Regions from separate parts of the Homo sapiens genome. Here regions 1 and 2 are each linked to region 3. A link is a loop called in an ENCODE intact Hi-C map of the cell type or tissue named here. Cell type or tissue: mammary epithelial cell. All regions are shown on one strand. Links, peaks and the distances in the headings refer to the core of each region. The heading gives the core; the rest is flanking DNA.

Region 1 (10,560 bases), core at 1,269-9,268, 160 kb after region 3:
GACCAGGTGTGATGGCTCACACCTGTAATCCCAGCACTTTGGGAGGCTGAAGCAGGTGGATCACCTGAGGTCAGGAGTTCAAGACCAGCCTGGCCAAAGTGGTGAAACTCCTTCTCCACTAAAAATACAAAAAATTAGCCGGTTGTGGTGGCGGGTCCCTGTAATCCCAGCTACTTGGGAGGCTGAGGCAGGAGAATTGCTTGAACCCAGGAGATGGAGGTTGCAGTCAGCTGAGATCACGGCACTGCACTCCAGCCTGGGCGACAGAGTGCCTATCTCTATAAAATAATTTTAAAATTAGCCAGATGTGGTGGCACATGTCTATAACGCCAGCTACTCAGGGGGCTGAGGTGGAAGGATAGCTTGAGACGGAAGGTCAAGGCTGCAGTGAGCCATGATTGTGCCACTGCACTCCAGCCTGAGTGACCCAATGAGACCCTGTCTCTAAACAAAAACAGAAACAAGGCTGAACATGCCTCTCAGTTTGAATTAATCAATAAATAGAATTCAAATGCATTTTTAGTAATGATATTTATCATATACTAAATGCGTAGTACTGCCAGGTCAACAATTTTTTTTTTTTTTTTTTTTAAGACAGAGTCTCGCTGCGTCGCCCAGGCTGCAGTGCAGTAGCGCGATCTTGGCTCACTGCATCCTCCGCCTCCCAGGCTCAAGTGATTCTCATGCCTCAGCCTCCCGAGTAGCTGGGATTACACGCATGGACCACTGTGCCTGGCTAATTTTTGTATTTTTAGTAGGAGATGGGTTTTGCCATGTTGGCCAGGCTGGTCTCAAATTCCTGGCCTCAAGTGATCTGCCTGCCTCCACCTCCCAAAGTGCTGGGATTACAGGTGTGAGCCACCACACCCAACCCAGGTTAACAATTTTTACAAAATCAGAGTTCAAATTCCTATAATCATGTATACAATTTGGCTAATAAATCTTACAAAAAATTAAAATATGTTCTCCATGTTTATCACAAAACTGACGGTCATGAGTTCTAAGTTTGTCAGTGCATTCCCAATTTCTTCACTAATCAATATTTATTGAACCACCATATGTATAAGATAAGCATACTGAGCACAAAAGACTGTGTCTAAATGAGGCCAAAAGAAATAAAACTACAAACTATATATCATTCAATCAATTAGTTCAGAGGTCGGCAAACTTTTTCTGTAAAAGGCCAGATAGTAAATATTTTAGGCTCTGTGAGCCATAAGGTCTCTCTCACAATGACTCAACTCTGCCATTGTAGCAAGAAGCAGCCATACACTATAGGCAAAGAAATAGGCGCGGCTCTATCCTTGTTGAATGCATAGGATGCAAATAAAACAAAACAAAAAACAGGAATGACTTTCTTCCCTGTGAATTAACTGACTACAAATAATTAAATAAACTATCCAACTATATTGTATATAGTTACCTTCTGGAATTGCAGAAATGGTCTACAAGCTCCTTGGAAGCTGAATTTCATTACTCTGTTGATTCAGATATAGTTCGAATTGCTTTCATTCTTTCAGCATGTTACCATTGATAACTTTTCTTCTGTATATAAAATTTTTGTTTGTTTGTTTCTAGTCTTCTTGAGTTCTAGCAGGAAGCAGAGGGCACACTTAAAGTGTTTAACTTTAGGCTGCTTCAGACAAAAAAAAAGCATTTAAGTGAAAAGAAAGTAATGAAGGAATGATTTAGAGAGGCATGAGAAGGTAAGTGAATGAACATGGGGGCAGGGAACCACCCAAGGATGAACGATAGCAAGGAGCACTTCTCACCCCTAGGCCTGAAGGGGCAAGAGGAGGAAACTGTGCTGCCAGAACCCTGAAAGACCTGGAGCCTTGGAAGAGGAGTCTTTAAATAGGAACTGTGTCCATACAGTGTGGAGCCACTGCCATAATCATGATGCAGAAGAAAGGCAAATAAATATCCCAATCTCTCCATCCTCCTCACTTATATTTCAGGCCAGTGCTTCCCTTCTGGCTGAACCCCCTGGAAGTAAAGAATAAGAAGCCCCATATGATGGTGTCCATAGAGGTCAACCTTCAGGGCACAGAAGACAGTGGGACCAGAAGCCCCAGTAGAAGACTGTGTAGCACAGAGCTGCATGTGAAAGGTGTGGAGAACACCTAGAACCATTTCTGTAGATTTTCTGAAAGTCATATAAGAAGGCAATTATTTTCAATTTAACAGAAGCTTAAGCTTTTGGTAAAATGTCATGAAGAGACAGAGGCAGCTGATAAGAATGTTAAACTGCCATAAAATTTATGGCGTATAGGTCAACATCTATGATCGATTGCTGCAAGGTATTAATTTTTTTTTTTTACAGTGTCTTGCTCTATCACCCAGGTTGGAGTGTAGTGGCATGATCACAGCTCACTGCAGCCTTGATCTCCCAGGCTTAAGCCACCCTCCTACCTCAGCCTCCTGAGTAGCTGGTACTATAGGTGTGTGTCACCATTCCTGGCTAATTTTTTTTTTTTTTAAGAGATGGGGTTTCACTACATTACTCAGGCTGGTCTTCAACACATAGGGTCTAGGGTCAAGTGATCCTCCTGCCCTTGCCTCCCAAAGTGCTGGGATTACAGGTGTGAGCCACTGTGCCTGGCCAACAATTTTATTTTAACCGACAAATATATAGTATCAGTGTCCTGCAGTGTCTTGCAGATAGTATGTGCTCTGTATTAGTGGAATATATAAATTTGTTGAATTAATTAATTTTCAATCATTATGAAATTAACATAGTAGGCCGGGCAGAGTGACTCACACCTATAATCCTAGCACGTTGGGAGGGGAAGGCGGGAGGATCGCTTGAGCCCGAGAACTTGAGACCAGCTTGGGAAACTTGGTGAAACCCCTGCTCTACAAAAAGTACAAAAATTAGCCAGGCATGATGGCATGCACCTGTAGTCCCAGCAACTGGGGACACTGGGGTGGGATGATCACCTGAGTCCAGGAGGTCGAGGCTGCAGTGAGCTGTGATCACACCACTGCACTCCAGCCTGAGCCACAGAGTGAGACCCTGTCTCAAAAAAACAACAACAACAAAAAACAAAACAAAACAAAACAAAAAAAACAAAGGGCCAAAAAGTCTCCTAACAAATCCTTTTTTCTAATCATCAGCTAGATTGCTTATCTTTTGCAATACATTCATCATGTGAGGATTTCGACTCTGAATTAGGAAGAAACTATCTGTGTCATGTATCACAAACTCCTACACACTTTTTATGGAAATTTACTAGTAGACAGACCTCCAAGCTCTGGACTGGATTTATTTCGATCCCAAAAGGCAGCCTACTCTTAGTTTTAGATCTTAACCTCCTCCTTCTGTTTAGTTTAAGACATGGCAGTAGTATATCAATTTTATTATGGTAGCTACAAACAGTTTTGATTTAGTTACAATTTTGAATTACTCAGCTGTCTCAGTCTTTTTTATTTTCACCTTTATTTACTATAACCCTATCTAACTCATGACCGAATTTTTTTTTTTAACAAGGGTCATAAGGACAATGGCCATATTTTTCCTGCAGTGCAATGTGAAAGCATTTTTCTCTTACTCAATTAGCAAGAGCATATCAAATTACATAGAATTGGCAAAACTCAACATGATTTTGTGAAGAGCAAATCCTGCTGAACTAATTTCTTTTTTTTTTTTTAAACCAACTGCAAAACCTGGCAGATGGTATAGCAATGATCACCTCTGCAAAACATCAGCTGTGTCTACTTACTGGTATATACATCATGTGTTTTTAAATGTATTGCAGTGTACAAGTCTGAGGTAGAATCATGAAAGGAATACCTTCTTCTTCCGTCACTGTGTGAACGCTAATCTCAGCAAACAGACATAAATGAGACTGGAATTGGTTATTGAGTATGCCAAGTACACACAGACTGTAGATCATCCCTTGTCTCCAGAGAAGCAGGAAAGTAGAATTCCACCTGGCTTAGAAATAGGTGACCTCGTGCAACCAGGATTTCTCTAAATTGTAAGTAACATAATATCCCTGTACTTCTGCACCAAAGAACCTCCATCTTAACTATACTACAAAAAAAATCTGGCTGCTAAGAGGCAATAGGGAAATTAAAATTCTCCAAAAACATCTATATATTTCAAAAATAATCTTTTGGTAACATCTGATGCTTCCTGATCTTGTGAGAAGCACCATCTACAAGCCTTAGCTGCAATGTCTGTCTAAAATTTTACACAAGGTGTTTTGTCCAATATGAGAACTCTCTATTTAGTTCCTTTTCTTTGTTCATTCAACAAACACACATTATGAGTATTTACTGCATACTAGGCATTGGAGACATGAAGATGAATAAGACATTTCCTTTTGACACATGAACCCTCAGAGACCTTGTAGTCTGCTAAGGAATACAAACTAATTATTCTAAAACAATTCAATCTGTAGTATATGCTATTTGTGGGAGAAACAAGGTTCAATAATGGAAAGTCAAGAAAGTCTCCACAGAAAGATGACTTTTGAGCCAGGCCTTGAGTGATAAGTAAGTGTTTAATGGGGAGTGGAAGTACAGGGAATTTCAGGTGGAAGAACCACCAAAGCAAAGCATCATCAAGGTATAGAAGAGTATATTGTGTCTGAGGAGCCATGAGTAGCTTGACGTGGCTAAAGAAGTTTCCAAATGTGGACAATGGTGAGAAATGAAAGTTAAAGTCATATTAAGAAGAAACCCAAATATCACACTAAAGAACTTGGCCTTTTATCCTATTGGTCGTAGAGTACAACTGAGCTTTAAAAAAAAAAATCAAGGGAATGATATCAGATTTCTCCTTTAGAAGAAATTTCTAGCAGCACTATAGTAGGGGGATTGGAAAGAGGTGAGACTGTAGGCAGAGAAACCAGACAGGAGCTCCTCCTACTAATGTTTTATAGTTTCAACTTCTACTGCTTTTGTTTGTCACAAGTTTAATACTGTCTTTTTTGAACTTTGCTGAGACAGGAGGTTTGAACACTGCCATCAAGTCAGCAACTTGTTCATGTTGCCCTCTATTGGTAGAAAGGAAAAGAAATTACTATCAAGGGCATTATTTCACATTTCATTTGTTGATGGTATTTCGATTTTCCTGAAATAATGTTTGTTATGTTTTGTAACATAAAAAACATATGCTGGCATTATATTACAATTACAGGAATACCTCTGAAATTACACTTCGAGTAGTAAGGGGATAGTGTAGACAGCAACAACCACAGGAGTTCAAAGAGAGAAATGAATATGGTCTAGCCTGGAGACCTCTCTCTAAATTTCACTTACCTCTAATAATATGAATAATCATGTCTTGATTTATCTGCTTAGAATACACATGCAGATATATTTTAAGCAAACAAATTAAGACATCATGATTTTAAGTATAGCCACACCTTGGAGTAGTTTGGTTCTAGACCACTGCAATAAAGCGAATATTGCAATAAAGCAGGAGATACAAATTTTTTGGTTTCCCAGTGCATAAGAAGTTATGTTTATACTATACTGTAGTCTATTAAGTGTGCAGTAGCATTATGTATAAAAAAATATATATACCTGCATTAAAAAATACTCTATTGCTAAAAAATGCTAATGATCATCTGAGCCTTCAATGACCCAAAATTATTTTGCTGGTGGAGGGTCTTATCTTAATGTTGCTGGCTCCTAATCAATCAGAATGGTAGTTATTGAAGGTTAGGGTGGCTGTGGCAATTTCTTCAAATAAGACAGTAATGAAGTGTGCTACATTGATTGGCTCTTCCTTTCACAAAAGAGTTCTTTGTAGCATGAGCTGCTGCTTGATAGCATTGTACCCACAGTAGAACTTCTTTAAAAATTGAGGTCGATCCTCTCAAACCCTGCCATTGCTTTATTCACTAATTTTATGGAATATCCTAAGTTCTTGTCGTCATTTCAACAATGTTCATGGTATCTTCACTTGAGAGTATATTCCATCTCAAGAAACCACTTTCTTTGCTCATCTATCAGAAGTAACTACTCATTCGTTCAAGTTTTATCATGAGATTGCAGCAGTTCAACTACTTCTTCAGGTTCCACTTCTAGTTCTCTTACCATTTCCACCACAGTTACCTCCTCCCCTGAAGTCTTGAACCCCTCAAAGTCAACCATAAGGGTTGGAATAAACTTCTTCCAAACTTCTGTTAATATTAATATTTTGACCTCCTATGAATCGTGGATATTCGAAAAGACATCTAGAATGGTGAACTCTTTCCAGAAGGTATTCAAGGTATTTTTTCCAGAACCATCACAGAAATCACTATCATTGGCAGCTATAGCATATTTCTTAATGTCATATCATGAAATGTATATTTGGGCTTTTTCCCCATTTCCTGGCACACAACTCCTAAAATCCTTGGAATCTCCAAAGTGCTGTCTCTTTGTACGGCTAATATTGAGTAATAGCTTCAGGTTGGGAGTGGTCACTGGAAAGACCAAAGCATGATTAGAGGATAGGGACTTTCAACCCCATCCCCCAACCTCCGGTGAGGGGATAAGGGGACAAAGGTTAATTGAACACCAATGGCCAATGGTTTAATTAATCATGCCTATGTAACGAAACCTCTCTGAAACCCAAAAGAGCAGGATTTGGAGTGCTTCCAGATAGCTGAATATGTGGAGGTTCCTACAGTATGGTGCACTCAGAGAAGACATGGAACCTCCGTGCTCCTTCACCTATACCTCACTGTATACTTCTCTTCATGTGTATCCTTTATAATGTCCTTTATAATAAACCAGTAAATGTATTAATAAATGTTTCCCTGAGTTCGGTGAGCCACTCCAGCAAATCAATTGAACCCAAAGAAGTGGTTGTGGGGACTCCAACTTGAAGACAGTCAGAAGTTCACCAGGCCCAGACTTGTGACTTGTGTCTGAAGCTTGGGGATTAGCCTTGAGGACTGAGCCCTCAACCTGTGGGATCTGATCTGTCTCCAGGTAGTATCAGATTGGTGTTCACTGCTTGTTGGTGGGCAAAAATCCCCACACATTTAGCCACAGAAGCCTTCTGTGTTGATTGTTGTGGTGTGAGAGCAGAGGGAAACAACACTTTGAGACTTTTTCTCCAAACAAATAACAAGATGAAAGTTGAATTATTCCTTGATCTGTGGGCCGCAGAATGGATGTTGTGTTAGCAGGCAGGAAAACATTAATCTCCTTGTATACCTCCAGCAGGGCTCTTAGATGACCAGGTACATTGTCAGTGAGCAATGTTATTTTTATTTATTTACTTATTTATTTTAGATGGAATCTTGCTCTGTTGCCCAAGCTGGAGTGCAATGGTGCAATCTCAGCTCACTGCAACCTCTGCCTCCCTGGTTCAAGCGATTCTCCTGCCTCAGCCTCTCGAGTAGCTGGGATTACAGGCACACGCCACTACGCCATGCTAATTTTTGTATTTTTAGTAGAGATGGGGTTTCACCATGTTGGTCAGGTTGGTCTCGAACTCCTGGCCTCATGATCCACCCGCCTCAGCCTCCCAAAGTGCTGGGATTACAGGCGTGAGCCACTGCACTGGGCCCTAGCAATGTTATTTTGAAAGGAATCTTTTTTTTCCTGAGCAGCAGGTCTCAACAGTGGGCTTATAATATTCGGTAAACCATGCTGTAAACAGATGTGCTGTCAGGTGGACTTTGGTGCTCCTTTAATAGAGCACAGGCAGAGTAGATTTAGTATAATTCTTTCTTTTTTTTAACTAGGCAAAGAACTTTATTAACCTTTGTTTCAAACTTGATTCCCAAGTTTCTTTGGTTTAATTAGCTGCAAAGAATGAACTGTGTATAAGCAAAAACTGAAAAGAGCTGCAGTGTCCAAGGGGCTTGGGCTTAAAAATATTAGAGATCTAGATTTTATCAGATCCATAAACAAAAATTTCTTAAAAAGCAGTCATAATATAAAATAGCAGCTCCCAGTAACTTTAAGTTTTATCTTCAGAAGTTGACTCAATTCAGTTTGCCCCATTCTTGGAAGCCTCTTCAAATTTCTCCACAAGATCTGGAACTTCATCATCATCATCCTCGCCAGTAGCAAGTGGTGCTTTTCCATCCACAGATTGTTGGGCAGAGCTTCATCCAGTCTCCTTAAATTAGTCAGACTGCCTGTACCAAGCTGGTTTAAGATGCTGGGTAGCATTTCTGCCAGCTGCTTTATCTGAGCATGGCCTGTAACGGTGAAAGTGTTCGCTGCCAGAGATGCCTGAACTTTAGGGTTGTTAAAGTGGTTACTGTTCCTTGGTTTGTAAACATATTCACCTCTTCAATACCAGAGATATTGTTTACCCCTAACTTCTTTAAGGAGAATTGAAGTTTTTTATCATCTGCTGCGGCTGCTCTATGAACCACCTTCTTTCTGCAAGCAGTTCTTTCCCACCAATGCGCACTTGTGCCTGCAGTTTGCGAGTTTTTCCTGGTTCATGATTGCTTCTTTCATCTTGTCGGAGTGGATAAGGGGCCACCCGGGGGACTAGGGTTGGTGCTCAGGGGGTCTTGGGTGGACCAGCTGAGATTGGGTGTACACACCAATTTAGCGTAATTCTTAAGGGCCTTATAATTTTTGGAATGCTAAATGAGCATCGGCTTCAAGTTAAAGTCACCATCTGCATTAGCCCCCACCAAGAAAGTCAGTCTGTTCTTTGAAGCTAGGCATTGACTTCTCTCTAGCTTTGAAAGTCCTAGATGGCATCTTCCTCTGATAGAGGGCTATTTTGTATACATTAAAAATCTGTTATTTAGTGTAGCCACCTTGATCAATAATCTTAGCTAGGTCTTCTGGATAATTTGCTGCAGCTTCTGTATTAACACTTGCTGTTCACCTTGCACTTTCATGTTATGGAGACAGCTTCTTCATGAAATTTCATGAACCAACCTCCACTACCTTCCAACTTTTCTTTTGCAGCATGCTTACCTGTCTCAGCTTCACAGAACTGAAGAGAGTTAGGGCCTTGCTAACTTTCTTGCCTTAAGTTAAGGGAATGTTGTGGCTGGTTTGATCTATCCAGACCGCTAAAACTTTCTCCATATTGGCAACAGCCTTTCTCACTTTCTCACATTCTCACTTTCTTATTTGCGTGTTAATTTCTTTCAAGAACATTTCTTAGACTTAGTGCAGTGGCTCATGCCTGTAATCCCAGCACTTTAAGAGGCCAAGGTGGGCACATTGCTTGAGCCCATGAGCTTTTGACCACCCTGAGCAACATGCGGAGACCCAGTCTCTATAAAAAATTTAAAAATTAGCCAGGCATGGTGGCTTACGTCTGTGGTCCTAACTACTTGGGGTAGGCCAAAGTAGGAAGATGGCTTGAGCTCCGGAGGTCAAGGCTACAGTGAGCCATCATCATGCTACTGCATTCCAGCCTAGGTGACGGAGAATACCCTGTCTCAAAAAAAAAAAAAAAAAAAAAAAAAAGAACTTTTCCTTTTCATTCACAACTTGACTGTTTGGCATAAGAGGCTAGCTTTTGGCCTATCTTGGCTTTTAACATGCCTTGAGAAGATGACAACTAACATTAATCTTAGTTGTAAAATTAATCATTCCTGGCTTTTGATTTAAAGTGAGAGACATCCAACTCTTTCTTTCATTTGAATACTCAGAGGCTGTTGTAGGGTTATTAAGTAGATTAATTTTAATATTGTTGTCTCACATGAAGGCCAGAGGAGAGAGACAGAGACGGGATAATAGCTAGTTGGTGGGACAGTCAGAACACACACAACCTTTATTGAGTAAGTTTACCATGTTATATGGATGTGGTTTATGGTGCCCCAAAACAATTAAAATAGTAACATCAGAAATCAGTGATCAAAGCCAGCCATTGTGACATATGCCTATAGTCCCACCTACTCATGAGGCTGAGGCAGAAGGATCACTTGAGGCCAAGAGTTTGAAGCCTTGGCCTCCCAAAGTGCTGCAATTACAGACACAAGTCACCATACCAAGCCTGAAGAGTCTATTACGTATTAAATAACTTAAATGTATTATTATAAACCTTCCCACAAATAAAACCTCAGTCCCACATGGTTTCACTGGTACGTTCTTCCAAACATTTAAGGAAGAAATAACACTAAGCTTACATATATTTTGGAGAAAGAATAATAGTACCCCAAAGATGTACACCTCCTAATCCCTGAAAACTGAATATGTTACTTTTCAAGGGGAAAAAGGCTTTGCAGATGTGACTACATTAAAGATCTTGGGATGGAAAGAGTATCCTGGATTATCCAGGTGGGCTCAGTGCAATCACAGGGGCCCTTATAAAAGGAAATAATGTGTCAGAGAGTGAGAGAAATTTGAAGATGTTATACTGTCAACTTGGAAGATAGAAGATCTTCAAAGGGATCATGAATCTTGAAATATAGATAGCTTCTAGAAGTAGAAGCTGGAAAAGGCAAGGAAACAGATTTTCCCTCAGAACCTCCAGAAGGAATACAGCCTGCTAACCTATTTTAGACTTCTGACCTCCAGAACTGAAAGATAATATATATGCAGTGTTGCAGGCTACTAACTTTGTGGTAATTTGTTACAGCAGCAATAGGAAACTAATGCTGGTGGCAGCAGCGGCCCATCTAGACT
Region 2 (10,560 bases), core at 1,679-9,678, 240 kb after region 3:
CAGGATTGTTACAATAGTATAAACACCAAATCTTAAAGTTTCAGTAATAATGGATATGGTTGTGGATACTACATGTAAAACTGGTGTTTACTGAAGTGCATAGTTTCAGTGAGTTTTTAAAAAAGTGTAATTATGGTAATGGATTAGGACAATGGATTCATCTTTGAAAAGTAGTTCAATGATATGGGTGTAATTTCAGTACTAAAGTGTTGATTCAATTCTTACAGTTCTCATTAAAATTTTTTTTGTAAACCTTTTTTTTTTTTCTTTTTTGAGACAAGTTCTCACTCTATCGCCCAGGCTGGAGTGCAGTGGCTCAATCTTGGCTCACTGCACCCTCCACCACCTGGGTTCAAGTGATTCTCCTGCCTCAGCCTCCCAAGTAGCTGGGAGTATAGGTGCATGCCACCACGCTCAGCTAATTTTTGTATTTTTTTGTAGAGGCAGGGTTTCCCCGTGTTGCCCAGGAGGGTCCCAAACTCTTGGGCTCAAGTGATCTGCCCACCTCGGCTTCCCAAAGTGCTGGGATTACAGGCTTGATCCACTGCACCCGACCGCCAAAGGCATTTTTTAAAATCACAAGACAGCCAGGACTAAATGATTAACTAATATGTCCCTGGATGCTCAACAAAACAAGAATACAATTTAAAGATTAGACACAAGAACCCATAAATAGTTGTAAACCATTCCTTAGATTCTAGAGTGAAGGAGATAACTAGTCATAAGAATGAGATCTTCAGGGAACCTGTGGAGATGGATATAACTGGCACTCTCCCAAAGTGCTGGGATGCCCGGCCTGGTAAACTCTTTTGTTTTCTCTCTCTTTTTTTTTGAGACTGAGTCTCGCTCTATCGCCATGCTGGAGTCCAGTGGCATGATCTCGGCTCACTGCAACCTCCGCCTCCTGGGTTCAAGCGATTCTCCTGCTTACCCAAGACCATTTTTTGATATAATTATCCATAATTTATACATGGCAAAATGTTCATGTCCATTATTTAAACCAAATCACCTATTAAAAAAATAGCAAAAATTCAGTAGGATTAGATGCAAAAAGTACAGACAGAGCTAAAAGAATGTTAACAAAGGGAAACAACAGCAACAAAATGCCAAAGGTGGAAAAAACAGATCCTTCTCAGAATGGCAAAATAAGGACGCTCAGATAGGAAGTAAGTGTCAAACCAAATTGTTAAGATGCCAGTATAAATAATTTTGGAGACATGAGCAGAGACTGATACTGATTCTCAACTGTCAAAATATTAGAAATGAAAATTATGTATGCATAGTAAGGACATGTTTAGTGGTGAAACATTCTAAGTTTTTAATGTACTCATACTGAGTAAATTTCATACTTTGAAGCTGCACTGTCCAATATGGTAGCTACTAGCCACGTGTGACTACTTAAATTCAAATTAATTAAAATTAAATAGGCCTGGACAGTGCCTCACACCTATAATCCCAGCAATCTGAGAGGCCGAGGTGGGCGGATTACCTGAGGTCAGGAGTTCGAGACTAGCCTGGACAACATGGTGAAACCCTGTCTCTATTAAAAATACAAAAATTAGCCGGCCGTGGTGGCGCACGCCTGTAATCCCAGCTACTCAGGAGGCTGAGGTAGGAGAATCGCTTGAACCCAGAAGGCAGAGGTTGCAGTGAGCTGAGACTGTGCCATTGCACCCCAGCCTGGAAAACAGAGCAAGACCCCATTTCAAAATAAATAAATAAATTAAATTAAATTAAAAGAAAATTCAGTTTCTCAGTTGTACAAGCCATATTTCAAGCTCTCAAGAGCCACACTGGACACAGAGCACACTGGACATGCAGAAATAGAACATTTTCATTAGGGTAGAAAGTTCTGTTGATGCTGTCATGGAGTATGACCAGTTGTGAGTGAAAGGGTCATAATTAAGCTTTATCAATATTACTTACCTGGAAGTTTATCACAACTACTTTTTAATTATCCATGCTATGAGTTACTTCTATTTTTTTTCTTTTTCTTTATTTACACACCCTTGCTGGCTTGAAAAGTTACTTTTAGAGGCAAGATATACAACTAGATAAAACAAGGGTCAAATTCTTTACTGCCTTTTTCTTCCAAGGAAGACTTCCTTGGAATTTTATTATCTATAAGCTAGTAAGAAATGTAATGGCTTATTGTGGCTATTATCTTCCAGCACCTAAGAAATGCAATAGCTTCTTGTGAAAAGTAAATATGCAGCAACTTTTGACTTGGTATAACATTTCAGATGCTGAATAACTAGGCATCATTTTATTCTTTCTGTGACTGAGCAGAACAGCTGAGGAAAATAAAGGATTTTGTCTGCTTTATATAATAGTATAACCCATAGCACACCCAGACAGAAATAATCTTTTATGATGAGTTTGGTAGGCACTTCTTTAACATGTAGGGGTAGAAAAAAAATAACCTCTATTAACAGTTAAGGGTTTTGAATTATAAAATGTCTCTACTGTGATACAAACATTTATTTATTTTCCACTTTTAAATTTTAAAAACAGCATTCTTTTCAGAAATGCCTTAGGAATATATAAATAATACTGACATGGATAAAAATCATTATATATTTTTCTGGAACAAAAGAGAAAATAATTGTATATTATCTAGTTCTCTTATGAGCTAAACATAGCTCTGACACTATAATTCAATAAAGATGTGATACACCAAAAAATTTTAGTAAGACAAATCCTACTATAAATATTAGATATAAAATAGTTAAAATGCCAGCAAACAGTTCAAAAATACATTAAAACCTTAACCTGGGCTGGGCAAGGTGGCTTATGTCTGTAATCCCAGCACTTTGGGAGGCCAAAGTGGGAGAATTGCTTGAGCACAGGACTTCAAGACCACCCTGGGTAACACAGTGAGACCCCCATCTCTATAAAAACTTTTTTTTTCTTTGTTTCGAGACAAAGAGTCTTGCTCTGTTGCCCAGGCTGGGTGAAAAAAAAATTAAAATAAGCATAATGAAGAGTATTTCTTACAATTTTTTTTTTTGAGATGAAGTTTTGCTCTTGTCACCCAGGCTGGAATGCAGTGGCATGATCTTGGCTCACTGTATCCCTCGCCTCCCAGGTTCAAATGATCCTCCTGCCTCAGCCTCCTGAGTAGCTGGGATTACAGGCTTGCACCACCACACCTAGCTAATTTTTTTATTTTTAGTAGATATGGGATTTCACCATGTTGGCCAGGCTTGTCTTGAACTCCTGACCTCAGGTGATCCGCCTGCTCAGCTTCCCAAAGTGCTGGGATTACAGGCGTGAGCCACCATGCCCAGCCTTTCTTAAAAATTTTAAAAAGTCAGTTATACCTGGTAAAGATGTATTCTTTTGTCTTTTTTTTTTTTTTTTGAGACAGAGTCTCCCTTTGACACCCAGGCTGGAGTGCCCTGGTGCAATCACAGATCACTGCAGCCTCCACCTCCTGGGCTCAAGGGATCCACCTACCTCAGCCTCCCCAGTAACTGGGGCCACAGATGCACACCACACATGGCTAATTTTATTTGTATGTTCTGTAGGGACAGGATCTCAAAATGTTTCCCAGGCTGGTATGAAACTCCTGGGCTGAAGCAATCCTCCCACCTTGGCCTCCCAAAGTGCTGGGATTATAGGGTGTGAGCCACTGTGCCTGGCCTAAAGATTCATTCTTTATCATCATTATTAAACATTTCACATTGTTTATCATCTTTAGTGACTGTAATAAAATACGAAACAGAAAAAAGAGAAACAGTGGAAGGGCAAAAACAAAAAATATATATTTTTTAGAATATATGATTGCATAGCAAGAAAATTAAAAAGAATCACCTCATAACTACTATAATTAATAAAAGAACACAGATATTGGCCAGGCACGGTGGCTCATGCCTGTAATCCTAGCACTTTGGGAGGCTGAGGCGGGCGGATCACGAGGTCAGGAGATCGAGATCACCCTGGCTAACACGGTGAAAACCATCTTGGCTAACATGGTGAAACCCCGTCTCTACTAAAAAATACAAAAAATTAGCCGGGCGTGGTGGCGGGTGCCTGTAGTCCCAGATACTCGGGAGGCTGAGACAGGAGAATGGCATGAACCTGCGAGGCGGAGTTTGCAGTGAGCCGAGATCATGCCACTGCACTCCAGCCTGTGAGACAGAGCGAGATTCTGTCTAAAAAAAAAAAAAAAAAAAAGATATTAAATGTTAATGCTGCTAAAATCAGTATATTTCTGTAAAATCATCAAAACCCAATTAGAATGTATGTAAAATAAACTCACCCAAGCAAAATGAGTGATATGCATGATCTTTATAAGGAAAACTACAATGCTGATTGAGAGATACAAATGAAGACTTAAATGGGGAAAACACCATATTCTTCAACAGGAAAAATAAATATCATAAGGACCTTTTTTTTTCAAACTGTCTTACAGATTTGATGCAATTGTAATTAAAACATAATTTTTGGATGCCATAAAAGAATGATTAGAAATTCATGAGAAAACATATTTTATCTGATAATAAAATACATTACTCTCAGATAATTAAATATATTACTATCAGATAATTAAATGCATTACTACGGTTTAAAACAATGCCTCTGATTAATCTCCCCTCCTCTCCAATATTAATGGGAGAGCAAGCTCCCTAAGACCTCTGGGTCACACTGAAGCAGGATCTTGGTTGATGTTGATTTCCTTTCCTTTTTTCCCTTTTTTCCCGTGGTCTGCCCTCTGGTGATCTAAATCAGCACCTACGTTTTCACTGCAGCAAGACAGTTCACAACTTGTTATGGAAAGCCAAGGAATTAGGAGTGAGTGCCTGGGTCAAAAGGGCATTAAATGACATCTTCCAATCCTACTTCCTATATAAAATAATATGACGTCTTGGTTTGGCAAAAAACGCTGACAATTTTTAAAGCATGATGTTTCTTTTCTGTATGCTTGCAAATTTCCATAATGAAAAGTTAAAAATAGAAACAACAAAAAATTATTGCTCCCACAAATATGTGACCAATATATAAAAGAATCCTCAGTCACATTAACAATTAAACAAAGGCAAATTAAAACAAGTAAAAATTTTTTTTCATTCCAGACCAAAAAGAACATTGAAACGCTAATACCTTTTAGCGCTAAAGAGGATATGGGAAAATAAGCAGCCAATCTTTTGGGGAGGGTATTACTGCTATCTTTTGGAGGGCAATTAAGTAATACCAATGGAAAATTTTATTGTTCCAAAAACATTTCATATCCTTACACCCAGAATTCCACTTTTATCTTATGAAAACACCCAGGGAAGAATGCAAAAATATATGTACATGAATGTTTATTGTACCATTGTTTATGAGAGCGAAACATTGGGAATGAGTATGAATAAGTACTTATTAAATAAGTTAAGATACATCATACAATGGAACACATGCATCTTTTATTTATTTATTTATTTATTTATTATTTTTTAGAGACAAGATCTCACTCTGTCACCCAGGCCGGAGTGTACTGGCGCAGTCAGGGCTCACTGCAGCCTTGACCTCCCAGGCTCAAGCAAACATCCCACCTTAGCCTCCCGAGTAGCTGGGACTACAAGCAGGAGCCAACAAGCCCAACAAATTATTGTTTTTTTTGTAGAGATGGTGGTTCCACCATGTTGCCAGGCTGGTCTTGAACTCCTGGGCTTGAGAGATCTGCCTGCCTTGGCCTCCCAAAATGCTGGGATTACAGGCATGAGCTACGGCATCTGGCCCATGCATCCTTTTAAAAGAAAATCTCTTTTTATCAACACAGAAAGATATCCTTGGAAAATTAAGTAATGAAACAACTCGTATAAATGAGAATGGCCACATTTTGGTTAAAGAAGATAATAATATACGTTAATATGTTCATTTAAAAAAATGTGGAGGCCAATAACCAAACAATTACAATGGTTTTCTTTAGATAGTAAGAAAAATGGGAGACTTTCACTTTCTTCATTGTGTAGTTCTGTAATGTTTGATTTTTTCAAGGCACATATATTATTGTTAAGCTCAATGTCCTGGGTTCCAAATATGAATCTTGAAGTTATCATCATCATTTTCCCCAGAATATTCTAAAAGGGACTAGAGTAAATAGGACACTCATTGATTTCCTTACTTGTCTGACAAGGATAAAGCCCAAGCTAGTGGCCTCCACAGTGGGTGCACAAGATGATCCATTGATGCTCAGAGAAAAAGTATGCGAACATCAACATACATATTTTAATCTCATCCTTTGTTAATTTCCATTGTCAACTTTTGTTTTTAAATCATACATTATATAATTATTTATATTCATAAATGTATATTACATGTATATCATTTGTACATAAATATATACTCATATATTACGGGGAGTGTTCAAACATTTTTTTATTGATGGAGTATCTGATCAAAAGAGTTTAGAGTCCATTAATTTAGGTCAAAGCTGCCTTTAAGAGAACTTGAATTAGAGCTAAGGTAGACATAAACATTTTCCATAAGTTAGTTGTCCTCCCCAAAGTCACTAATACAGTACTTAAAAGGAAAAAAATCAGGAAAATAGGTGAGAAAACACAATGGAAGACACATGAAAGAGTCAACTCAGTAAGTAATAAAAGGTAGAAGAGAAGAAAGTAAAACGGACAGAATGATTATTTACCTATACACAAATCAAATAATAAAACAATGGGGAAAACCTTAATGAATAAAGAAAGGGAAGTCAAAATGCAGGAATAGTCCCACAAAACATTTAGAGATGAAGAAACCACATTCTATCCTGAAAAAAAAGCAAATTGTCAAACAGTTGGAATTTAGAATGTAACACATCTGTAGTTCTATGTTTTCAGCCTAATGCTTCAAGCATAGTATGCACTCAATGAGTAAAGAAAGAAAGGATTTTAGGTTATAGCATTTTACACCAAATTAATGTGTTTAGCTGCAATTTGAAAGCTTAATGTGTTTTTGTTATTTCTCTATTTTAAATTGAGCTGCTGAATATTTTATAGATTATGAGAAACAGAAAACAAAAAAATTGAAAAAACAATGGCAATTTTGTGATGTTACATTTGCAAATGCAATGAAAAAGGTAACAACTCATTGGGAGAATTTCAAAATATGACAGGTAATTATTTATTTGCCAACCCATGGAAACCTCCTCTATTCCTTTGCCGTTATATGAGCCAAATAATCAAATAAGAATATTTGCAATGAACTTATAATTTAGAACTTCTAAAATTTCTAGAGCCAGAATAAAGGCAATTAACAGGATTAAAGCAGTGACCTTTTTCCTGCTCTTGAAAGCTGAATTCATTAGTGACGTTCTATACGGTCTATAAATTATTTTTTAAAATAACACTTCCATTGTGTGGGTATTTTTAAGCCTATTGCTAATAGTTACTTTAAGCCCTCTGATCTAGAATGTAAGCATGTTTTGTTAGTGTTAAAACAAAATGAAATCCTGTTTTGCAGTAGTTACAACTTTACCATCTCTCCCAGGGGCAGCAAAGATAAATAGATTATTTTTAGGCAAATGTAAGGCACTATATTCTTAGATTATCATTCAGATATTCATCAAATATTCAATGAGGGTTTCTCAGTGCCAAACATTGTGTTGGAGTTGGAGATCCACTCGTGAAATTAATGAGTCAGCCTCCTCCAGAATTCACAATAGTCTTTCCTTGATTAATTTTGCAATATCCAAACTATCTGAGATATATCTGTGCATGTGTATGGATGTGTAGACTCATGAATATAAAACACTACTATAAAAAAGATAACTACTTAACATTTAACCATGATTATTGTAGGAGGTGCAATACTTAACTCTTAAAAAAAGTAAGTAGAAGTATCTTTAAAAGCCGCATAATGTGTGATTCAACAATTCTACTTTTAGGAATTCATCTTCACAAAATGATAAAGGTTAGTGGCAAATATTTAATTACAAGGGTGCTCATAGTAGAATTATTATTATTGTTGTTATTATTATTATTTTAAGACAGGGTCTCACTCTGTTGCCCAGGCTGGAGTACAGTGGTGTAATCAGAGCTCACTGCAGCCTCCAACTCCTGAATTCAAGCAATCTTCCCATCTCAGCCTCCTGAGTAGCTGAGACTACAGGTGCTTGCCACCATTCCTGGATAATTTTTTTTTTTCTTTTGCAGAGGCAGGGTCTCGCTATGTTTCCCAGGCATATTTTTTTAAAAAGTGCAAGAAACATCTTAGATCAATGCAGGATTGCTTACATAAATTATGATCACACAATGGGAAACTAGGTAATATTAAAAAGGATTATGTAGAAGTGTTTTCAATGATGTGGAAAAAATTCCATGATATATCAGAAAGTGAAAATTAGAAGTTTCCTTGTTGCTTAGGTGTCTAGTACAGAAAACAAGTCCTGACTGTGCTCTGAGCCTGGGCAAGACACTTGACCTCACAGACTCAGTTCTTCCATCTGTTAATGTGTGGAATTTGTGTTACCCTCAAATTCATATGCTGAAGTGATAGTCCACAGTGCCTCAGAATGCGATATTTGGAGATAAGGTTTTTAAAGAGGTAATTAAGTTAAAATGAGGTTATTAGGGGGCCTTAATCCAATATGACTGATATGCTTATAAGAAACGGAGATTAGTACATAGGCTGTATAGGGGTAAGACCAGGTATAGACACAGGGAGAAGACAGCCATCTGCAAGCCAAGACGAGAAGCCTCAAAGGAAACCAACCCTGCCAATAACTTGATCAGAGACATAGACTTCAGAACTTTCAGAAAATAAATGTCTGCCGCTCAAGCCACCCAGTCTGTGGTAATTTGTTATAGCAGTCCTAGCAAACTAATACACCATTTAAAAGAGGGAGAAAATCTTAATATCATCTTTATTTAGCTCACAAGTTTGCTGTAAGTCAAATAGATGTAATCTCTTTGTAAACTGTAAAGTACTATATAAATGTGAATAATTGTTATTCACAAGGTCCTTGAAAATGCAGTCATGTTGTTACGATTTGAATTTTATATTCCTTTAGTAGGGCAGACACTCAGTATCAGTACAGGGGATGGGGAGAAGCAAGAGATTTCCTAGGGCTGCAGCAAAAAACACAAATGATTTGTCATTGAAAGAAGAGGCAAAATAAAATGAATAGTTCCTTGCATTCATGCTGCAAATTTTTAAGCAAACCGATACCTAAACTACATACAATAACAATATCTAATATGTATTAAGCATTTACTAAGTACCTAGCATAATCCCAAGTACTTTTAATATGTGTTCTCAGCCAGGCGCGGTGGCTCACGCCTGTAATCCTAGCCTTTATCAACCCCATGGTAAAAGTGCTTGGTGTGTGTATGTGTGTCATGTACTGTGTATATATATTTATTTATGTGTGTGCATCTATTTTAGTTTTGTTACATGTATCTTTTTTTTTTTTTTTTGGAGACAGGGTCTCACTCTGTTGCCCAGGGTGGAGTACAGAGGTGCAATATCGGCTCACTGCAACCTCTGTCTCCAGGTTCAAGCGATTTTCCTGCCTCAGCCTCCCAATTAGCTGAGTACAGGCGCCCATCACCACGCCAAGCTAATTTTTAGTAGAGACGAGGTTTTGCCATGTTGGGCAGGCTAGTCTCAAACTCCTGACCTCAAGTGATCCACTCACCTTGGCCTCTCAAAGTGCTGGGATTACAGGCATGAGCCACCGCACCCGGCCTGTTATACATATCTTTAACATTAAAATTTGTTCCTATGTGGTAAGAACAGTAAAAGGAGTAATAAAATTGCCAAAATAAGTTGTGATTTTCCAAGAGATGACTGTGCTTTGCATTACTGTGAAACACTGAAAACACTGCTAAATGACCTATGCGTAACACACACCCATGCTATCTTCTTACTCTTGCCCCAGTACATCCATATGCATTGCTCTAACAGTGTGCAAGCTGTTCTTCTGAGTTTATTTTATGATAAGCGTATTGAATACATTATCTCAAATCTGTGTAAGCATCCTGCTTATAAGAATCTCAAGCAATGAATAAAAAGAAAAGCCTTATGTTTTAAGGAGAAAATGAAATAATAAAATATTTTGAAACAAATGAGAGAACTTGCAGGCCTGAAGGAATCCACATTGCCCATTTAGATTTAGAGATTTAGAAACAAGGCTAAGAAAATAAAAGAAAGGAAAACTCTTACATCATAGTTATCTGCTTCCAGTGGAATTGAGAAGCATTTGGAAGAGACTGAAGACAAAGAAAGACTCTAATGCTGAACAATGAGTGTGGATGAGGCCGGGCGTGGTGGCTCATGCCTGTAATCCCAGCGCTTTGGGAGGCCGAGGTAGGCAGATCACTTGAGGTCAGGAGTTTGAGACCAGCCTAGCCCGGCCAACATAGTGAAACCCTGCCCGTACTAAAAATACAAAAATTAGCCAGGCTTGGTGGCGGGTGCCTGTAATCCCAGCTCCTTGGAAGGCTGAGGCAGGAGAATCGCTTGAACCCGGGAGGTGGAGGTTGCAGTGAGCGAAGATGTCACCACTGCACTCCAGCGTGGGTGACAGAGCGAGACTCTGTCTCGAGAAAAAAAAAGGGCTGTGGGGGGGGCTATCAT
Region 3 (10,560 bases), core at 294-8,293:
TGCCCAGATAATTTTTTGTTTGTTTTTTTGGTAGAGATGGTGTTTCACCACATTGTCTAGGTTAGTCTCAAACTCCCGGGATCTAGTGATCCACCTTGGCCTCCCACAGTGTTGAAATTACAGGCATGAGCCACCATGCCCAGCCTTACTTTATTTCTTACACTCTTAGAGTCTCTACACTCCTACCTCTCAAGCTTTTGTTATTGTAACCCACCTGTCATCTCTAATGGTTTCTCATCTCAGCTCTGAAACTTTGCACACACTTCCTCTAGTTGGAATCGTCTTTGAACTCTTAACACTTTTCCATCTTCCCATCTCACCCCCTAAAAAAAGATGCTTTATAGTAGGAAGAAGACACCCAATATTTATTGAATAATGCCTTTTGAGTATTATTCTTAGAATAAAAGAAGAGTTTTTTTGAGAAAAAACTGTAACAGAACTCATTAGTAATATAGTTCTTTTCCTCCCCGTGGCCTCTATTGCCTCTGCTCTCAAGACTGCATTTCTATGGCTTTGCTTTTCAGTTTTTAAGGACAGGAACGACAAAAACAACGTAAAAAGAACATGTTTTCCAGCTGGGTGTGGTGGCTCATGCCTGTAATCCCAGCACTTTGGGAGGCCGAGGTGGGCGGATCACCTCAGGTCAGGAGTTCGAGACTAGCCTGGCCAACGTCGTGAAACCCTGTCTCTACTAAAAATACAAAAATCAGCCGGACATGGTGGCGGGCGCCTGCAATCCCAGCTACCCAGAAGGCTGAGGCAGGAGAATCACTTGAACCCGGGAGGTCGAGGTTGCAGTGAGCCGAGATCATGCCATTGCACTCTAGCCTGGACGACAAGAACAAAACTCTGTCTTGAAAAAAAAAAAAAAAATGAAGAAGAACATGTTTTCTTCTTAGGAAACATTTCCTAAGTACCATATGCCAGGCTTTCTGCTTGATATTGTTGATTCAAAGTTTAATAAGCCAGGTTCCATTCCACAAACAGTTCATTGTCGTTAAAGCAAGCTTGCCAATACAATGAATCTCAGGCACACGAGACACTACCTATGATGACTGATTATAACCTAGGGTCGTGTTTTCATTGCAATAATATGCAAAATTATTTCTATAAATTGTAAAGTCATTTTAAGGTTTTTTTTGTTTGTCTGTTTGCTTTTCAATGGAGAGTACATTTCCAAGTAGTGGGTATAGCCTTTTAGACTCTTCAGTATAGATTTTCTTTTACTCACTACTCAAAAATAACTTTAGTTAACATTTTAATATATATATTTTCAACTCTTTTCTTTGTGCTTTTATCTATTTTACTCACAAAAATAAGGTCATATTAATTTTGTTTTACAACTTTTTACACTAAAGAATACATTGTGAATATTATTTTATATCATTAAACATTACTAATCAGCCCTTTGTATCCATGTGTTCCACATTTGTGGATTCAAACAATTGTGGATCGAAAATTTTTTTAATTTTTTAAAAAGATGGTTCTGTCTCTACTGAATATGTACACCTTTTTCCTTGTCATTATTCCCTAAAGTATACTGTTTACATAGTATTTGCTTTGTATTAGGTATCATAAGTAATCTAGAGATGACATGAAGTATACAATGGTATGTGCTTAGGTTACATGTAAATATACGCCATTTTATATAAGGAACTTGGACATCTGTAAATTTTGGCATGCGGCAGCGGGGGTCCTGGAACCAATGCCCCATAGATACTGAGAGACACATATATTCTTCAGCATTACAAAAAAAAAAGAATGGAAATTATGAACTATTTCAATGCGTTTACCTTAACCATATAAAGCTATCTTGAACAAAATTATAAACTTTTACAAAGCCTTAAAATTTTTGGCCAGGCGCAGTGGCTCATGCCTGTAATCTCAGCACTGTGGGAGGCCAAGGCAGGCAGATCATTTGAGGTCAGGAGTTCGACGCCAGCCTGACCGACATGGTGAAACCCCGTCTCTATTAAAAATACAAAAAAATTACCTGGGCGTGGTGGCACATGCCTGTAGTCCCAGCTACTTGGGAGGCTGAGGCAGGAGAATTTCTTGAACCCGGGAGACAGAGGTTGCAGTGAGCCAAGATCACGCCACTGCACTCCAGCCGGGGAGACAGAGCGAGACTCTGTCTCAAAAAAAAAAAAAATTTTTTTTTAATGATTTATCTCATAATATGGCATTTCTACAATATGCTTATATTTTATATTTATATACAACATATATATTATATAAATATATTTATATTTTCTACTAGATAGTCTTTAAAATTGTTCACAAATGATAATAGTTATTTGATGTGACCAAAGAAATTAAGGCTCTGGACGGGTGATCTTTGCTAGATAACTAGGCATTAAATGCTACATTTCATTCTTTTTTTTTTTTTTTTTTTTTTCAGATGGAGTCTCGCTCTGTTGCCCAGGGTGGAGTTCAGTGGTGTGATCTCAGCCCACTGCAACCTCTGCCTCCTGGGTTCAAGCAATTTTCTCCAGCCTTAGCCTCCCAAGTAGCTTGAACTACAGGTGTGTGCCACCGTGTCAGGCTAATTTTTGTATTTTTAGTAGACACCGGGTTTTACCATGTTGGCCAGGCTAGTCTCAAACTCCTGACCTCAGGTGATCCACCTGTCTCAGCCTCCCAAAGTGCTGGGATTACAGGCGTGAGCCACCACGCCTAGCCTAAATGTTACATTTCAACCAATCTTCCCAAAGTGTATTTTATGGTTCTGACATAGTAAATGTATGGTTCTGACATGGTAAATAGAATATACTGAATTTTTTTTTTTGAGATGGAGTTTTGCTCATCGCTCAGGCTGGAGTGCAATGGCGTGATCTTGGCTCACTACAACCTCCACCTGCTGGGTTCAGGGGATTCTCCTGCCTCAGCCTCCCAAGTCGCTGGGATTACAGGTGCCTGCCAGCACACCCGGCTAATTATTTTGTATTTTTAGTAGAGACGGGGTTTCACCGTGTTGGCCAGGCTGGTCTTGAACTCCTGACCTCAGGTGATCTATCCGCCTTGGCCTCCCAAAGTGCTGGGATTACAGGCGTGAGCCACCGCGCCTGGCCTATACTGAATATTTTTTAAAAGAAAGAAAAGAAATGATAACAGAAACAAGTACAGTATAGCAAAGAAAGTATCTTATTAGGCAACAAAGGAACCTTAGGTGGACACTCACTCTGACAGTCAGTGTTATCTGGACTCAGCAAGTCACTTGTTTCCTATGGGCCTCATTTTCCGGATCTCTGTTAAAAATAAATAAATAAATAAGTGTTTGAATATCTGTCCTTCCTATTACAAGACTAAGAGGAGAAAATGAGATGATGTATATACTTTATCATCAGCTATTTTAAAACCATATCACATGTCTTGATACTCGCTTATAAGCTTTGAGGATTCATTGCTTATAAGTTAAAAATATTCACAAGTCATTAACTTGTTTACCTTCGGACAATTATGAGGTTGTGTATGTGTGTGTAATCGAGCAAGCATTTTACCTTAAAAGGCTTATTCGAGTAAAGATCAAGGAAAAATCTAACTTAATGCCAACGAAATAAACACATTAAGATTTAGAAATTCAGGCTGGGCGTGATGGCTCATGCCTGTAATCCTAGCACTTTGGGAGGTCGAGGCGGGCGGATCACCTGAGGTCAGGAGTTCGAGACCAGCCTGGCCAACATGGTGAAACCCCCTCTCTACTAAAAGTACAAAAATTAGCCGGGTACGGTGGCGGGCGCCTGTAATCCCAGCGACTTGGGAGGCTGAGGCAGGAGAATCGCTTGAACCCAGGAGGCAGAGACTGCAGTGAGCCGAGATCAGGCCACTGCACTCCAGCCTGGGCGACAGTGAGACTCTGTCTAAAGAAAAAAAAAAGAAGATTTGGAAATTCATTCAATAGTATTTACACACATTAAATACTTCTAAGAATGGCACATGGAAAATATCTTATTTACGTTTGTGCCCCTGGACCAAGAAGTAGAGTGCTCAGGTAACACAGGATTCCTTGAGAAAATAATTTTTAAATCAGTATGAAACCAGATTTGAGAAGAGCACAGATTAATGGAGTGGGAGGAAGGACCCTACGAGATATTAACCAAAGCACAGATATGTAATTGAGGCAGGAACTGGAAAGACACATTGGAGGCAATAACCCAAATGTCAAAACTGGAAGGAAACTTGTCACTTACTCCAAGCTCCTCATTTTACAGAAAAGGAAACGGAAATCCAGAAGGGTCAAAAAAGCTTCTCCAATGTCATACCGCTAGTTAATGGCAGTCAAGACTAGAACCCAGACGTTCTGACTCCCAGTACGGTGTTGTTTCGCCGCTAGGATATCCTTGTCAAGGAATCTGAAAAAAGTATGTTGCAAATACGTAGTTGCGTTAGGGAAAACGTCTGAATGTGAGCTGGAAGCTTTGGAACTTACCAGAAAGGTAAAAATAAATCACTGCAGAAAAATTACGGATCTGGGGTGGCTCGCCTCAAATTGGAGCCCAGAAGGCCTTGGGCCCATGGGAGGCTGGGAAGTGAGGACCTGCACCCACAGCCGCGCGCGAGGAGGGGAAGCCGGCCAGCCGCTTCCGAGAGAACAGTGCACATGCCTTCGTGAATGCCTAACGTGGGCTCACGCAGGGATTAAATGCATCTTGGAAAGGCTTCCGAACGCACAATGTTTATGAAGTTCGCGTGATTTGTGCCACTGACACGTTAGGCGAAACAACACACACCACCTGCACCGGACAACCCTGGTTAAGGGATCCTACCCACTTAACTCCTACCTACAGCCCCGGGCCCCTGGATTCTGAGCACGGGCGGAGATCACCTTCTGGACCCGGAAGAATGGTCGGTAGGTCAGTCCGTCCCCGCTACGGTCCCCGCCGGGCTTCCGGTCCCGCTGGAAAAGGTTCTTTCCGGAATTCAGAGAGTTGCTGTCGCCGCTGGGGGTGGGACTGTCTGCGGTGTCCGCGGCGGGCGTCCAGCCTGGGAGGCGCTGGTTCAACCTGTGGCTCCTCCCAGGGTCAGCCGCGCGTGGTGAATCGTTTCTGCAGGTCCCTTCCATTTCTTACTTTCCTTTCCTTTCTTTCTCTCTTTCCTTTTTTTCTTTCTGTCCCTCTCCTTTCTTTCCTTCCTTCCTTTCTTCATTTCTTCCTTCCTTTCCTCTTCCTTCCTTTCCGTTTTTCTTTCTCTTTTTTTTTTTTTTAAGAAAACTGCCTTTATTCAATTAGAAGTTGGAAAAATTAACTGGTACAGAAAAAAAGTGTAATCAGCTGGAGAAAAAGTGCCACCCATGAGAACTGATGGCTCCTCTGGGAGGGAATCTGGATACAGTGAGGATTTCTAGGAAGCAAATTACTTCTTCTCTGGGGCTATGAGAGGCCTCGGTGGTGCTTAACACTGTAGGAAACGTTAAATGGAGAATTGTGGGAGAAATGATACCTCCTTCAAAGATACGTGTTCCTAACAAGAAGGAAAAAACAAATGCAAGCGAACAGTGGCGGTAGAACCAGTTAGTATTGTGCGAACAGTACTTTCTGTTTTCTCCTAAGTCAGCTCGTGTGTATGGCATTAGGAGTAATAGAGCCAGAGTGCCTGGTTTCCTATCCCAGCTCATTCCTAGTGTGTGGTTGGGAATGTTTTGTCAACTGTCCATGTCCCAGTTTGTTCATCTACATTATAGTAATGACAGTAGCTAGTTCACAGGATTGTAATAAGGTTTTTGTTGTGTTTTTGTTTCTATTTGTTTTTGAGATGGAGTTTCGCTCTTGTTGCCCAGGCCGGAGTGCAATGGCACGATCTCAGCTCACCGCAACCTCTGCCTCCCGGGTTCAAGCGATTCTCCTGCCTCAGCCTCCCGAGTAGCTGGGATTACAGGCATGTGCCACCACTCCTGGCTAATTTTGTGTTTCTTGTAGAGACAGGGTTTTTCCATGTTGGTCAGGCTGGTCTCGAATTCCCTATTTCAGATGATCCGCCCACATCGGCCTCCCAAAGTGCTGGGATGACAGGCGTTAGCCACCTCTCCCAGACTGTTTTTTGTTTTTTTTGAGACAGTGTCACTCTGTCGCCCAAGCTGGAGCACAATGGCGCGATCTCGGCTCATTGCAACCAAACTCCGCTTCCTGGGTTCAAGTGATTCTCCCGCCTCAGCCTCCCGCGTAGCTGAGATTACAGGGGCACATCACCATGCCTCACTAATTCACCATGTTGGCCAAGCTGGTCTCGAACTCCTGACCTCAGGTGACTGCCCACCTAAGCCTCCCAAAGTGCTGGGATTACAGGCATGAGCCACCACGCCCGGCTGCAATAAGCTTTTAATGGGTTGATAAACTGTTGATAAGTAGTGCCTGGTTCATAGTATGTGTTTGCTGTTATGGTTATTACTGCCTGCCCCCAGAGCTTTCCCTCATCTTGCTTGGACATTATGACTTTCAGCTGGTCGTTTTGACCACAACCATCACCACCTCTCAAATATAAATATTGTTTTATTATCTCTGTCTTTTGGTAAAAGGAATTTGAGAAGAAAACAAAATCAATCAATTAATCTTTGTCTTTAAGATCTACCACTCCCCTGGGTAATTGGTATGGTACAGAAGTTCATTACTCAAAAGCATACTTGCCATTGAGGGAAGAGAGAGACCCTCTCATATTGTTTTATATTGTTTTATACTCAGTACCTGTTTTAAGAGAGAAAAAAGAAGTGAAATCAAAGACAGGCAGTCCGGCGCCAGGCCCAAAACCAGGCCTGGCTCTGCCTGGCCTAAACCCAGTAGTTAAAAATCAACTCAGGCTGGGCGCAGTGGCTCACGCCTGTAATCCCAGCGCTTTGGGAGGCCGAGGCGGGTGGATCACGAAGTCAGGAGATCGAGACCACCCTGGCTAACACGGTGAAACCCCGTCTCTACTAAATATATATTAAAAAAAATTAGCCGGGTGTGGTGGCGGGTGCCTGTAGTCCCAGCTACTTGGGACGTTGAGGCAGGAGAATGGCGTGAACCTGGGAGGCGGAGCTTGCAGTGAGCCGAGATGGCGCCACTGCACTCCAGCCTGGGTGACAGAGCGAGACTCCGTCTCAAAATAAATAAATAAATAAATAAATAAATAAATAAATAAATAAAATAAAAATCAACTCATAACCTAGAAACCGATGTTATTCATAGATTCCAGACATTGTATAGAACATTGTGAAACTCCCTGCCCTGTTCTGTTTGTCTCTGACCACCGGTGCATGCAGCCCCTGTCACGTACCCCTTGCTTGCTCAAATCAATCACGACACTTTCATGTGAAATCTTTAGTGTTGTGAACCCTTAAAAGGGACAGAAATTGTGCACTCAGGGAGCTCGGATTTTAAGGCAGTGGCTTGCCAATGCTCCCAGCTGAATAAAGCCCTTCCTTCTACAACTCGGTGTCTGAGAGGTTTTGTCTGCGGCTCATCCTGCTACACCATCATCTTACCTCCTAACTCATGCCCCCATCCCAACCTACCAACCTCTTTTTTTTCCCCACTTTCCCAATGCCTACTACAAAGGTGTGTAATCGGTGTTACTGAATGATTTAATGCAAACTCCTCTCCTGGACATTTTTTTTTTTTTGAGATGGAGTCTCACTCTGTCACCCAGGCTGGAGTGCAATGGCACGATCTCAGCCCACTGCAACCTCCGCCTCGCAGGTTCAAGCGATTCTCCTGCCTCAGCTTCCAGAGTAGCTGGGATTACAGGTGTCTGCCTCCATGCCCGGCTAATTTTTTTTGTATTTTTAGTACAATTGGCCTGGCCGGTTTTGAACTCCTGACCTGAAGTGATCTGCCCGCCTCAGCCTCCCAAAGTGCTATGATTCCAGGTGTGAGCCAGTGCGCTAGGCCTGGAAATTTTTTTTAACTGAACCTAACAGGCACAACAGTTGAAAACTATTGAAGTTTACTCCAACTGCTATCATTTTACCTACTACTCGCAGATATCTACTGAAGTTTAATTTCTGTGAGAAGTAATTCTTTGCTGTCTTACTTGGCTTGCAAGGCAGTTGAGAAACAAGCAGAAATCAGTTGGTAAACCATCAAAGTAGTTGCCAGATCTTTTTTCCACAATATTAAGGTGAAAATAACCATATATGCATCTATGTTCCTCTAATTTTCTAATCATTAAGATTTTCTAATCATGCTAATGTAGAAAATTCAAGCAATATACCAAAATATAGAAAGTAGCAAAAAAAAAAAGAAAAAAGAAGAGAATGAAAACAGTTAAAGGAACAGAGAAGCCAACCTGAAAGAGCTCCCAATGGCCAAAGCTGGAAATATTTGAGCAGCAAAATAACATAGTACCGGATTATAACCAAAAGTATCAACTAAGTATACATATGTTCATACTGATATAAATAAATAATTGAATAAATACATAGAGAAGGAACAAATCTTCCTTACAGAAGAATTCCAAATTTTATATATATATATATATATATATATATATATATATATATATATATATATATATAAAACCTTCACTAGGAAGTGAAGATTAATTCCTCTCCACCTTAGTGTGGGCGGGACTTACTAACTTGCTTCCAAAGAATACAATATGGAGGCCGGGCACGGTGGCTCACGCCTGTTAATCCCAGCACTTTGGTAGACCAAGGCAGATGGATCACGGGGTCAGGAGTTCCAGACCAGCCTGACCAACATGGCGAAACCCCGTCTCTACTAAAAATTAGCCGGGCATGGTGGCACGCGCCTGTAAGCCCAGCTACTCAGGAGGCTGAGGCAGGAGAATCGTTTGAACCTGGGAGGCGGAAGTTGTGGTGAGCCAAGTGCCGCTGCACTGCAGCCTGGGCAACAAAGCAAGACTCCGTCTCAGAAAAAAAAAACAAAAGAACACAGTATGGAAAAGGGAAAATAGTAACTTTACAGTGGAGAAACGTGGCAGACAATGCATGAACCAAGTGATCAAAGTGAACATCACCTGCAATGTCGTTTTAATATCATAGACACCCCCTGAAATGATGTGATGAGGACACTTTACCCCTGTAATATCCTTTTCAAAAACCCACAACCCTACTTTAATCATGGGGAAAACATCAGAGAAACCCAATTAAAGAGCCTTCTACGAAATACCTGACCAGTACTCTTCAAAACTGTCAAGGTTAGGAAAAGCAAGAAAGGACTCAGAAACTGTTACAGATCAGAAGAGACTAAGGAGACATAACAACTCAGTGCAATATGGTATCCTGGATAGAATCCTTTAACAGAAAAGCACATTAGTGGGAAAACTGGTGAAATCTGAATAATGTCTGTAGTTTAGTTAACAGTAATACCCCAATGTTAATTTTTTAATTTTCACAAGTGTATCATGATTAATGTAAGATGTTAACAAAATTGGGTAAAGGGCACTTGGGAACGCTCCACTATCTCAGCAACTTTTCTGTAATCTAAAATTATTCCAAAATTAAAAGGTTGATTGCTGGGTGCGGTGGCTCACGCCTGTAATCCCAACACTTTGGAAGGCCGAGGTGGGTGGATCACCTGAGGTCAGGAGTTCAAGACCAACCTAACCAACATGGAGAAACCCCATCTCTACTAAAAATACAGAATTAGCCGGGCATTGTGGTGCACGCCTGTAATCCCAGCTACTCGGGAGGCTGAGGCAGGAGAATTGCTTGAACCTGGGAGGTGGATGTTTCGGTGAGCTGAGATCGTGCCACTGCACTCCAGCCTGGGCAACAAGAGTGAAACTCCGTCTCAAACAAACAAACAAAAAAAGTTGACTTAAAAAAGAAAGAAAGGGCCAGGCACAGTAGCTCACACCTGTAATACCAGCACTTTGGAAGGCTGAGGCCAAAGGATCACTTGAGGCCAGGAGTTTGAGACCTGGACAACATGGCAAGACCCTTCTCTACAAAAAATAAAAAAATTAACTGGGCATGGTGGTGTACACCTGCAGTCCTATGCTACTCTGGAGGCCAAGGTGGGAGGATCACTTGAACTCAGGATTTCGGGCTTACAATGAGCTATGATCATGCCACTGCACTCCAGCCTGAGTGACAGAGTGAGACCCTGACTCTAAAAGGAAGGAAGGAATGCAGGGAGGGAGGAAGGAAGGAAAAAAAGATGGAGAGAGGGAGGGAAGGAAGGAAGGAAGGAGGGAGGGAGAGATGGAGAGAGGGAGGGAAGGAAGGAAGGAAGGAAGGAAGGAAGGAAGGAAGGAAGGAAGGAAAGAAAGAAAGAAAGATATCCTAAAACACGCATAAATATACATACAGATACAATGTATATTGGTGGCTCAAGCCTGTAATCCCAGCACTTTGGAAGACTAAGGCAGGTGGATCACCTGAGGTCAGGAGTTCAAGACCAGCCTGGCCAAAATGGTGAAACCCCCGTCTCTACTAAAAATACAAAAATTAGCCAGGCGTGATGGCGGCTGCCTATAATCCCAGCTACTCAGAAGGCTGAGGCAGGAGAATTGCTTGAACCTGGGAGGCAGAGGTTGCAGCGAGCAGAGGTTGTGCCACTGCCCTCCAGCCTGGGCAGTAGGGCAAGACTTTGTCTCAAATAATAATAATAATAATAATAA

Evidence for each region. Peaks named below come from ENCODE experiments on the same cell type or tissue, not always from the same donor. Only the 100,000 strongest peaks of a DNase experiment are listed, where the experiment ranks them.
Region 1: a loop joins it to region 3, with 9 times the contacts of the local background. A loop is called at or near these places in 28 of 110 quality-filtered maps.
Region 2: a loop joins it to region 3, with 8 times the contacts of the local background. A loop is called at or near these places in 12 of 110 quality-filtered maps.

Annotation. Positions count from the first base shown.
Region 1 is chr2:55,427,207-55,437,766 of GRCh38, forward strand. It overlaps the pseudogene BTF3P5. Among named protein-coding and RNA genes, the nearest start is that of CCDC88A, 13 kb to the left of the region's middle. In mammary epithelial cell, for the core only: a CTCF peak has its summit at 5,004 (motif pointing left); no DNase peak of the experiment used is centred there.
Region 2 is chr2:55,506,978-55,517,537 of GRCh38, forward strand. No RefSeq gene overlaps it. Among named protein-coding and RNA genes, the nearest start is that of CFAP36, 7.5 kb to the right of the region's middle. In mammary epithelial cell, for the core only: a CTCF peak has its summit at 4,725 (motif pointing left); no DNase peak of the experiment used is centred there.
Region 3 is chr2:55,264,388-55,274,947 of GRCh38, forward strand. It overlaps MTIF2 (mitochondrial translational initiation factor 2), which reads right to left and starts at 4,844. Exons shown (of 16, transcript NM_002453.3): 1 at 4,782-4,844; 2 at 4,191-4,352; 3 at 3,182-3,248. RefSeq lists enhancers at 4,787-4,936, 4,882-5,705. In mammary epithelial cell, for the core only: a CTCF peak has its summit at 5,003; a DNase peak (open chromatin) is centred at 4,894; H3K4me3 peaks cover 1,865 bases; H3K27ac peaks cover 1,964 bases.